Regions from separate parts of the Homo sapiens genome. Here region 1 is linked to region 2. A link is a contact called in ENCODE Hi-C data. All regions are on one chromosome and are shown on one strand. Each heading gives the region's core, a stretch centred on a gene start or an enhancer-like site at or near the end of the contact. The rest is flanking DNA. Distances are from core to core; before and after follow the strand shown.

Region 1 (3,989 bases), core at 1,265-3,764, 2.5 Mb before region 2:
CACCTTGCCCCCTGAGTAGAAGCTCTCAGCTGCAGATAATGTAGACAATGGATCTTAGAAAATGGAATCAAGTTCTAATTTCTAGTGAATCCACACTTTTCTACCTAGAAAACAAACAAGAAAAGTATTAAAAACAAAACTGGGTTCTCTTGCTTTCTTATACTTTTGGAAGAAAAAACACCCCTGCCTGTGGCCATCTTGGAGAGGTTGAATTTAGTCTCCATTTCTTCCCCCACTATGTCCTGGGCAATGAAACCCTTTCTTGGCAGCATTCGATCTCCCAGGCACAAAGTGTTCATTGCCCCTTCCCTAAGAAAACACTCAATTCTATTCTCTGGGTTTCTACAGTTAGCAAAGAGCTAACTGCCTATGATATTTGGCATGCCCCAAACAGTTTCACAATAAATTTTTGCTTTCATAAGTCTGTTTTACTATAAAAAGAGCACTAGTCAGCACATGTGGTGCCCTGGCCTATCACCAAAACCCCATACAAAGTATATGACTTTGGTGGCATTTAGTCTATGAACAGCAAAACACTTTATTAATAAAGCAATATGTTGTAAGTACAGAGACCAAAGGCCTGAGTGTTGTGAGGATCTGTAAAAATGCAGAACCCTGAGAATATTGAGACAACTGACCATCATTTAAAGATATATGTGAATATGAACATATTCTTTTTTTCTTTTTTATTGTTATAGAGACAGGGTCTTGCTATGTCGTCCAGGCTGGACTACAGTGGCACCATCATAGTTCACTGCAGCCTCTACCTCCTGGGCTCAAGCAATCCTCCCACCTCAGCCTTCTGAGTAGCAGGGACTAGAGACATGTGCCACAATGCCCACCTAATTTTAAAAAATGTTTTGCAAAGATGGGGTGTAGCTATTTTGCCCAGGCTGCTCTTGAACTCCTGGCCTCAAGTGATTCTCCAGCCTCAGCCTCCCCAAGTGCTGGGATTACAGGCATGAGCCACTGTGCCTGGCAGGACATATTTCTTAATGTAACATGTTAATACTTATTTAGCCATGTTATTGTGGGAAAATGAACACCAATTAATGTCCTCAGTAGAGAAGGGCAATCAGCTTCTTGTTTATCCATATACATATAACTATGATGCTGCAAGGACTAAATAAAGGCCTAATAACCACATAAGCCATAGAAATTCATGGGGCAGCATCCAGTAGGAAAAGGAACTCTCACTTGAGAGTTGAGAATAATAGGGTTTGAGTTCCCAAGCTGCCATGCCAACCAAGTATAAAACACGATGGTTGAACTACTTCCAGAAAGTTCCTTCCAGAAAGAATTTTTTTTTATTCTACAAGCAATTCTGTGTCACCTTCTATTGAGAAAGCAAATTACCCAATTATCCAATGAAAGAGTCCATCTTGACTTTTATTCATTACTTAGCTACTTTCAATATGCTCAAATATGCTTATAATTCAGGTCTTATCTTTCATAAGGGAGCCAGTTCTAGCACCTCTTATGCTTCTAAATCTTAGTAGGGCAGATTCCAAAGCAACATTTATAGTTTCATTTTAGAGCAAAATTTTCTATGTCCATTTATGTGTCCATATTACTGAGAGAGCATCTACGGAGCCTTCATTATATTTCATAAGGGGCCTTTGGCTTAAGAAAGGTCAAGAATCACTATCCTAGAGAAAGAAGAATGAATTGTGTGCTGTGCACATGCATAATCATCTTAAGGATTCCATAGTGAAAGACTGATTAGTGTAGGAAATGCACAAATACTAGACTATATTTTAAGTAAAAACGCTTTTCAAGGGAACGTAAGTGGAATCACCTTGAATTCATTTTGGAAGAGAACAACCAGATAGCAAATGTTTCAAAATGCATACAAGAAATCAAATGTGGCCTGGAAGTCTAGTAGGGAAATAAAAACCAGGCCTTCTGGAGGCATTTTCTTACTCTGAATTACCTTGCTTTATAAATTGAGGAAAATCACCATTTTGTATTCCCCTATGAAGGTTATAATCAGAGTTTTAGGTCTTAATATAAAAGTATTTTGTAAATACAAGGTATTAATAATATGTATTGATTGTCTGGTGGAAATCAACTCTTCATTTTTTCATTTTTCTAAACGAATTTGAGTTTGCTCCTCTAAAGCAGTTAGCTGTTTAGCGACTGTAAGATCCAGTTGGACTGATCTATTTTTAAACCCATAGTTTGCCTTGGGATGAAGCAGCACGCCACAGAGATATTCAATACTACAAAAACATACTTTCAGCAAGCACTCCAACAAGTCCCTAATAGCTACATTTGCAGTGTTCAGCTTTGGGGATGTCATTATTTATATGATAAATCCACAATGCTTTTTGGTGTAAGCAGTAGTTTGTGCCAAAAAAATAATTATCAAAATGGGCTCTACAATATACCCTCCCCCAGCTTTTTTGTTTTGGTAGATTAGCTGAGACCAGGTTTGGTTCACTCTGAAACAAAGAACTTTCAATTTGTCAAGCAACAGTTCCCATCTGGCCTATTCGCTTGCCAAGTCCCAGACCTGGGCTCATGTGTCCAAAATTTCAGCAGCAACTTAGACCATGTGTCTTTGCACTAAAAAAGAAAAGCAATTATTTCCATGGGTGACCAGATGATTTCCATATCCTCTACTGAACACAGACGTTCTACTGAGTACCACATCAGCAGTCGATGAATTTAGAGCTGATCTTAGTCCCTTGGTATCAGAAAAAAGAACATGGATTTCTTTGGCTTACGGAGTTTCTAAAATAGAAGATCACAAAGAAGTGGGTTAGGTCAACAGGAGACTTCCCTGAGTCCTCATTCTGCCACCTACTTGTTGTGTGACATTAGGGAAGACCCCCCATTTCCCTAACCTCAGTTTCTTTCTCCACAAAATGTCAGATTAGGTGGTTTCTAATATTTTCCCCAATTCCTATACCTTTTTTGACCTCTTGGGCAGAGATGTGTTGTGAGACTAGGAAATGAAGTCTGGGAGTTTGATTTTGTTTTCTTAGGTCTGGTTTTTCCAATCTGAAATGCTGCAGCCTAACTAGAGGGTTCTACGCTGGAAAACAACTCAAAAGTGGCAGCTGGCCATCCAGACCTTGGATATTCCATTTGGCTGGAGTTTGTTTGCTTAGCACCTTCCATTTCTGTTTACTTAAAATTTGGCTCACTGGTCCAGCCTCAAGAGAGACACCTTTTTCTTTTGACAAAGGTCCAGTGAGAGGGAAAGGGTCATTCAAAGGTAGCGGAATCTGCAGCATCCTCTCCAGCATCCCGGGGCCTGATGCAGGACACTCAGCTTCACAGAGAACACTGGGTGGTTGTGGCTTCTGTCCCTCCAAGGCAAAGCAGTGGTTGGAAAATATCAACAATTTAGTCTGTTCAGAGACTGTCCCTTTTTTGGGTACTGTTTTAACTACCAAAAGATATTGGTGCCTGTTACATGAACTCAGTAGGATCTTTTTTTCTGGTTTTGGGAGCTAGAGTTCTAGTTTCTTTTTTTCCTTAGCCATTTGGCTCTAAAGAAATGTGAAAAAAAATCAGTGCATTAGGGTCTAGCGAAGGGTAAATTTACCTTGTATGTTCTGTAAAAGCAATCATAAATACGCATATGCCAAGTCACGAACACCTCTGGCCTCAAAGTCTGTGGACATCTTTACTTTCCTGGCTCTCTGCTATGATCCTTCCATGTTTGCATGCATTAGGATCACAGTCAATACCCTGAAGGAATTCTGCAAAGACTCATTTTAGTTAAAACTGATTTAAAGCCTTGGCAGCTGATATGTGCCAGCTGGCTATTTTTGGCTCCTTCATCTAAGCAGTGGTTTACAACTAAGGCTGACTTTGCCACCCAACCTCCCTTCCCAACCACCACCAGGGGACATTTGGCAATGTCTGGAGACTCTTTGGTTGTCATAGTTGGAAGATGTGCTCCTGACATATAGTGGGTAAAGGCCAAGGATGCTGCTAAATAGCCTGCAATGCACAGGGCACAACAAAGAATGATC
Region 2 (4,163 bases), core at 207-2,706:
CCCATCTCAGCAGCTTCATCTTAGCTGCACCCCGGCTTCTCCACCCGCCCCTCCCTGGTAACTCTCCCAAGTACCGGCTGCTCAATCCTCATGTGCTCCCCTCTATCCCAGGACCAGCAGAACCCAAATTGTCCTGGTCACTGTTATCTCCAGACAATAACCTACCAAGAAGTACCTAGAACCTAGGAATGTGACCAACCTCCTCCCCCTCATTTCCTAGCAAGACCTGCTTCTCTCCAGCTTCCTGCTCCTCATGCCTGTGGCTTTGCCGACCCCTCCACACTGACTTCCCCACTTTTTCTGACCTCCTACAAGGAGGGCCTTGATCATGAGTAAAGCCCTAACATTCCGGGCTCTTGCCTTAGCCTACCTCCTTCATTCCTGTTACCTAACCCTCTGCTTACCAACCCCCATGTGGCCACAGCCCTGGCCATGAAATGTAAGGCTAGAAGTTCCCTCTGACCACCAGGGCCTGCCCTTCCTGATCGCACTTCCTCATTCTCACCCAATCGGCTGTTCCACTTGAATGAAACCACTAGAGCCCTGACCCACCCTTCCCATCTCCCTGTGGACCTCCCGTCCTTCCACTGTGTCACATGCCCTCCCTCTGCACCCTCAGCTCCCTGTCCCACTGCCACACGAGCCACTTGTATCTCAGGGCCCTGAACCTGGATCAACCTAACATTTGTCTCCCCTATTTTCTCTCCTGTGCCGCCCACCACTGAAGAAAAATCCCGCCACGTCTGTGACTGGCTCCATGACCAGGTTACTAGTTTGCATCCTCCTCCCTTTGTAACGCTGTGATCATTGCCTGATGCCTTGTTCCTCAAGCAGGTTCCTCAAGCAGGTACACGGTATCAGCAACAAACACCACGTTACAAAGGGAGGAGGATGCAAACTAAGCAAACTAACGCTTGTTGAGTGGGAATCCAGGGTTCAGGAGAGAAGATCCCAGCAGACTCATCACTTACATAATAGTGAGAGAACACAAAGTAAACATCTAAGCAAATAAATGAACAAGATAATGAACAAGCTTAATGAGAAAAACAAAACTGGGTGATGTTTTTGAGAGTGACTACCAGGACTCGGTGAGGACTACTTCATATGTGGGTGGTCAGGGAAGGCTTCTCAGAGGAGGTGACATTTGAGCTGAAACCCGACAGAAGAAAGGAAACCAGGGACAAAACAGTCTGGGGAAGGAACACTGCGGGAAGAGTGGGCAGTGTGTGCCAAAGCCAAGGCCGAAAGAGCCTGGTATATCTGGAGAACAGAAGGAAACCAGTGTGCTGGAGTATGGGGGATGAGGGAGAGGATCTCAGAAAGAGAGATGTGGGCCGGGTCACACCGGGCCTGTGGACCACAGTGAGGAATGTGGAAGCCACTGGGGCACTTTCAGCAGGTGCATGACCTAACCTGACTTATGTTTTAACAGGATCCCTCTGGCTGCTGGGTGTGGAACAGACTGTAGGGGGCCAAAGCAGAAGCAGGGAGACCTGTTTGGAGATGACTAATGGTGCAGGCCAGAGGTGATGGTGGTCCAGACTGAGAAGCAGCAGTGGAGGTGTGTACAAGGGGAAGGAGGTATTGGCGTGTTTCCTCACTTATGCTTATCCAGTGGAGGGGAGAAAAATGAGGATGGGCAGCTATAAGGAGAGAGGAACCATAGCATGCATTCAAGAAGAATTCTCTGTGAGACATGTTGCAGGAGAAGGAGACAAACATTCCATGCAGCCTGGGGCCTGCAGCGAGGCCCATGATGGGAAAGAAGGCATTCTCCCCACTTCTGTACTGCCTACCCAAGGGCTGGCCTTGAAGTGCACAGACAGTGGCATATTCTTGGTGGGGCACATGGGCAGTTTCAGTGGTGAGGCATCACATGTGGCTTCCTAGCAGAAGCCACAGATTCCCTGTTGCCTTCCACTTTAATCAGGGCACTTCCCCAGTGGGCCACTGGCAGCCCTCTTCCCTTCCACTCTACACTCATTCTCTGGTTTGGCTACTTCCACTCCCATATCATGTACAAAGGTGTCCAGAATCAGAACTGCCTTTGAGGGTGAACTGGCCACCTCCTAGCGGTCTCTTCATGCGGACATTCTGCACACACCTCAAACTTACTGTGTCCAAACCAGGCTGGTAGACACATGATACCTTCTCCCTGCCCATCCACACCCTAGACAATTCTACTATCTTCTATGTTGCCCATTTTAATTAATGATGTCAGCATCCACACGGTGGCTCAAGCAAGAATCCTGGAAACTGTCATTGATTCCTTTCCAAACCCAACTGGTCAGCCAGCCCTTACAGTCCTCTCTCTAAACACCTCCTAAGTCCATTCCTGTCTCTCAGCCTCCAGTGTCACTGGCCTAGTTCGAGCTCTCATCAGTTCTACTCTTGACTCTAGCTGGAAGAAGGGTACATTCCATTGGTAGGGCCCAACATACTTAGCAAGTGGTTCAGTAAATGATTTTTGAATAAACAAGAAAAAGAATGTGGCCGGGCACCTCACGCCTGTAATCCCAGCACTTTGGGAGGCTGAGGTGGGTGGACCATGAAGTCAGGAGATCTGAACCATCCTGGCTAACACGGTGAAACCCTGCCTCTACTAAAAATACAAAAAAAAAATAGCTGGGTGTGGTGGCAGGCACCTGTAGTCCCAGCTACTCAGGAGGCTGAGGCAGGAGAATGGCGTGAACCCGGGAGGCGGAGCTTGCAGTGAGCCGAGATCATACCACTGTACACCAGCCTGGGGGATAGAGCGAGACACCATCTCAAAAAAAAAAAAAAAAAAAAAGAAAAGAATGCATGAATGAATACAATGAACAAATGAGTGATGAAATCAATGAATAAACCAAAAAAATTTTTATGTGCAGAGACAAAGAAAATTAAAACATATTCAGCCTAATGGAGGAGATGCAACCAAGCAGGTACAAGCATCAGGCAACAAACACAGTGTTACAAAGGGAGGCAAATGCAAACCAAAGAAACTAACATTTGCTGAGCATCTACCAGCTGTCAAGTGCTAAACCAGGCACTTCATAGACAGTGCAGTTCACACAGTATCACAAATGACATGCCCAGCAACCAGGTGATATATTGCACTCCAGATGAAGACACTAACGTTCAAAGAAGTTGAATAACTGTCCCCTGTCATCCAACACAAAGTAGCAGGGTTCAGACTCAAACCTAGGTCAGTAGGCCACAAATCGTGTGGTGGCTAGTGGACATATGCTTACTGGAAGGGCTGCACTTCAAAAGATAATTAACAAGACCCGGGCGCAGTGGTTCACGCCTGTAATCCCAGCACTTTGGGAAGCTAAGGCAGGTGGATGATCTGAGGTAAGGAGTTTGAGACAAGCCTAGCCAACATGGCAAAACCCCATCTCTACTAAAAATACAAAAATTAGCCAGGGATGGTGGCGCACACCTGTAATCCCAGCTACTCTGGAGGCTGAGGCACAAGAACCGCTTGAACCCAGGAGGCAGAGGTTGCAGTGAGCTGCGATCACACCTTTGCACTCCAGCCTGGGTGACAGAGCGAGACTCCGTCTCAAAAAAAAAAAAAAAAAAAGATAATTAACACAGAGACAGTGCTTCTAAAGGATAATCGCTGTTCTAAGCACTTTACATATATCCTCACAAAAATGGTCAGTTCATCTGGGTGCAGTGGCTCACACCTGTAATCCCAGAACTTTGGGAGGCTGAGGCAGGAGGATCACTTAAACTGAAGAGTTCAAGACCAGCCTGGGTAACATAGCAAGACCCCATCTCTTTCAAAAAATATGGAAAAATAAAATTATATTTAAAAAACAAAAACAAAAATGATAGGTACTAATATTATTCCCATTTCACAGTGAAGCAAACAGAGAAATGGAAAAGTTAACAGGTAATGTGTCAAAGGTCATATAGCTTTAAGCGACAGAATTGGGACTTGAACCCAGGCAGCCTTGCTCTGGTGTCCCAGTTGGCCATCACTAAAACCTTTCATTGCATTAATGAAGGAGGTAATATGGGAGGCATGGGTTCCAGGTGCAGAGTACAGTATGATCCATGTAGGGAGGCAAGAAGATGCAAGCCATGTGTGGGATCAGGAAGTGATTCACTGGACTCGGATGGGGAGGGTAGAGGAAAATGAGGCTCTAGAGAAATGATAGACTCAGACATGA

Evidence for each region. A loop is a pair of places that touch in the nucleus more often than their neighbours do. Pooled maps may share reads with other maps.
Region 1: a loop to region 2 is called in a map with no recorded cell type, with 13 times the contacts of the local background. The contact joins two enhancer-like sites. A Hi-C loop is called at or near these places in 2 of 37 single-sample maps with no recorded cell type and 2 of 50 pooled maps.

The regions. Positions count from the first base shown.
Region 1 is chr7:28,811,981-28,815,969 of GRCh38, reverse strand. All of the region lies in intron 9 of CREB5 (cAMP responsive element binding protein 5), which reads right to left. Among named protein-coding and RNA genes, the nearest start is that of TRIL, 140 kb to the left of the region's middle. RefSeq lists an enhancer at 11-190. Within about 2 kb of position 2,514, at least 3 of the 41 ENCODE cell types and tissues checked have a DNase peak (open chromatin) inside an H3K27ac peak, as active enhancers do.
Region 2 is chr7:26,326,355-26,330,517 of GRCh38, reverse strand. The region is part of intron 1 of SNX10 (sorting nexin 10); the gene reads right to left. Among named protein-coding and RNA genes, the nearest start is that of SNX10, 37 kb to the right of the region's middle. Within about 2 kb of position 1,456, at least 6 of the 41 ENCODE cell types and tissues checked have a DNase peak (open chromatin) inside an H3K27ac peak, as active enhancers do.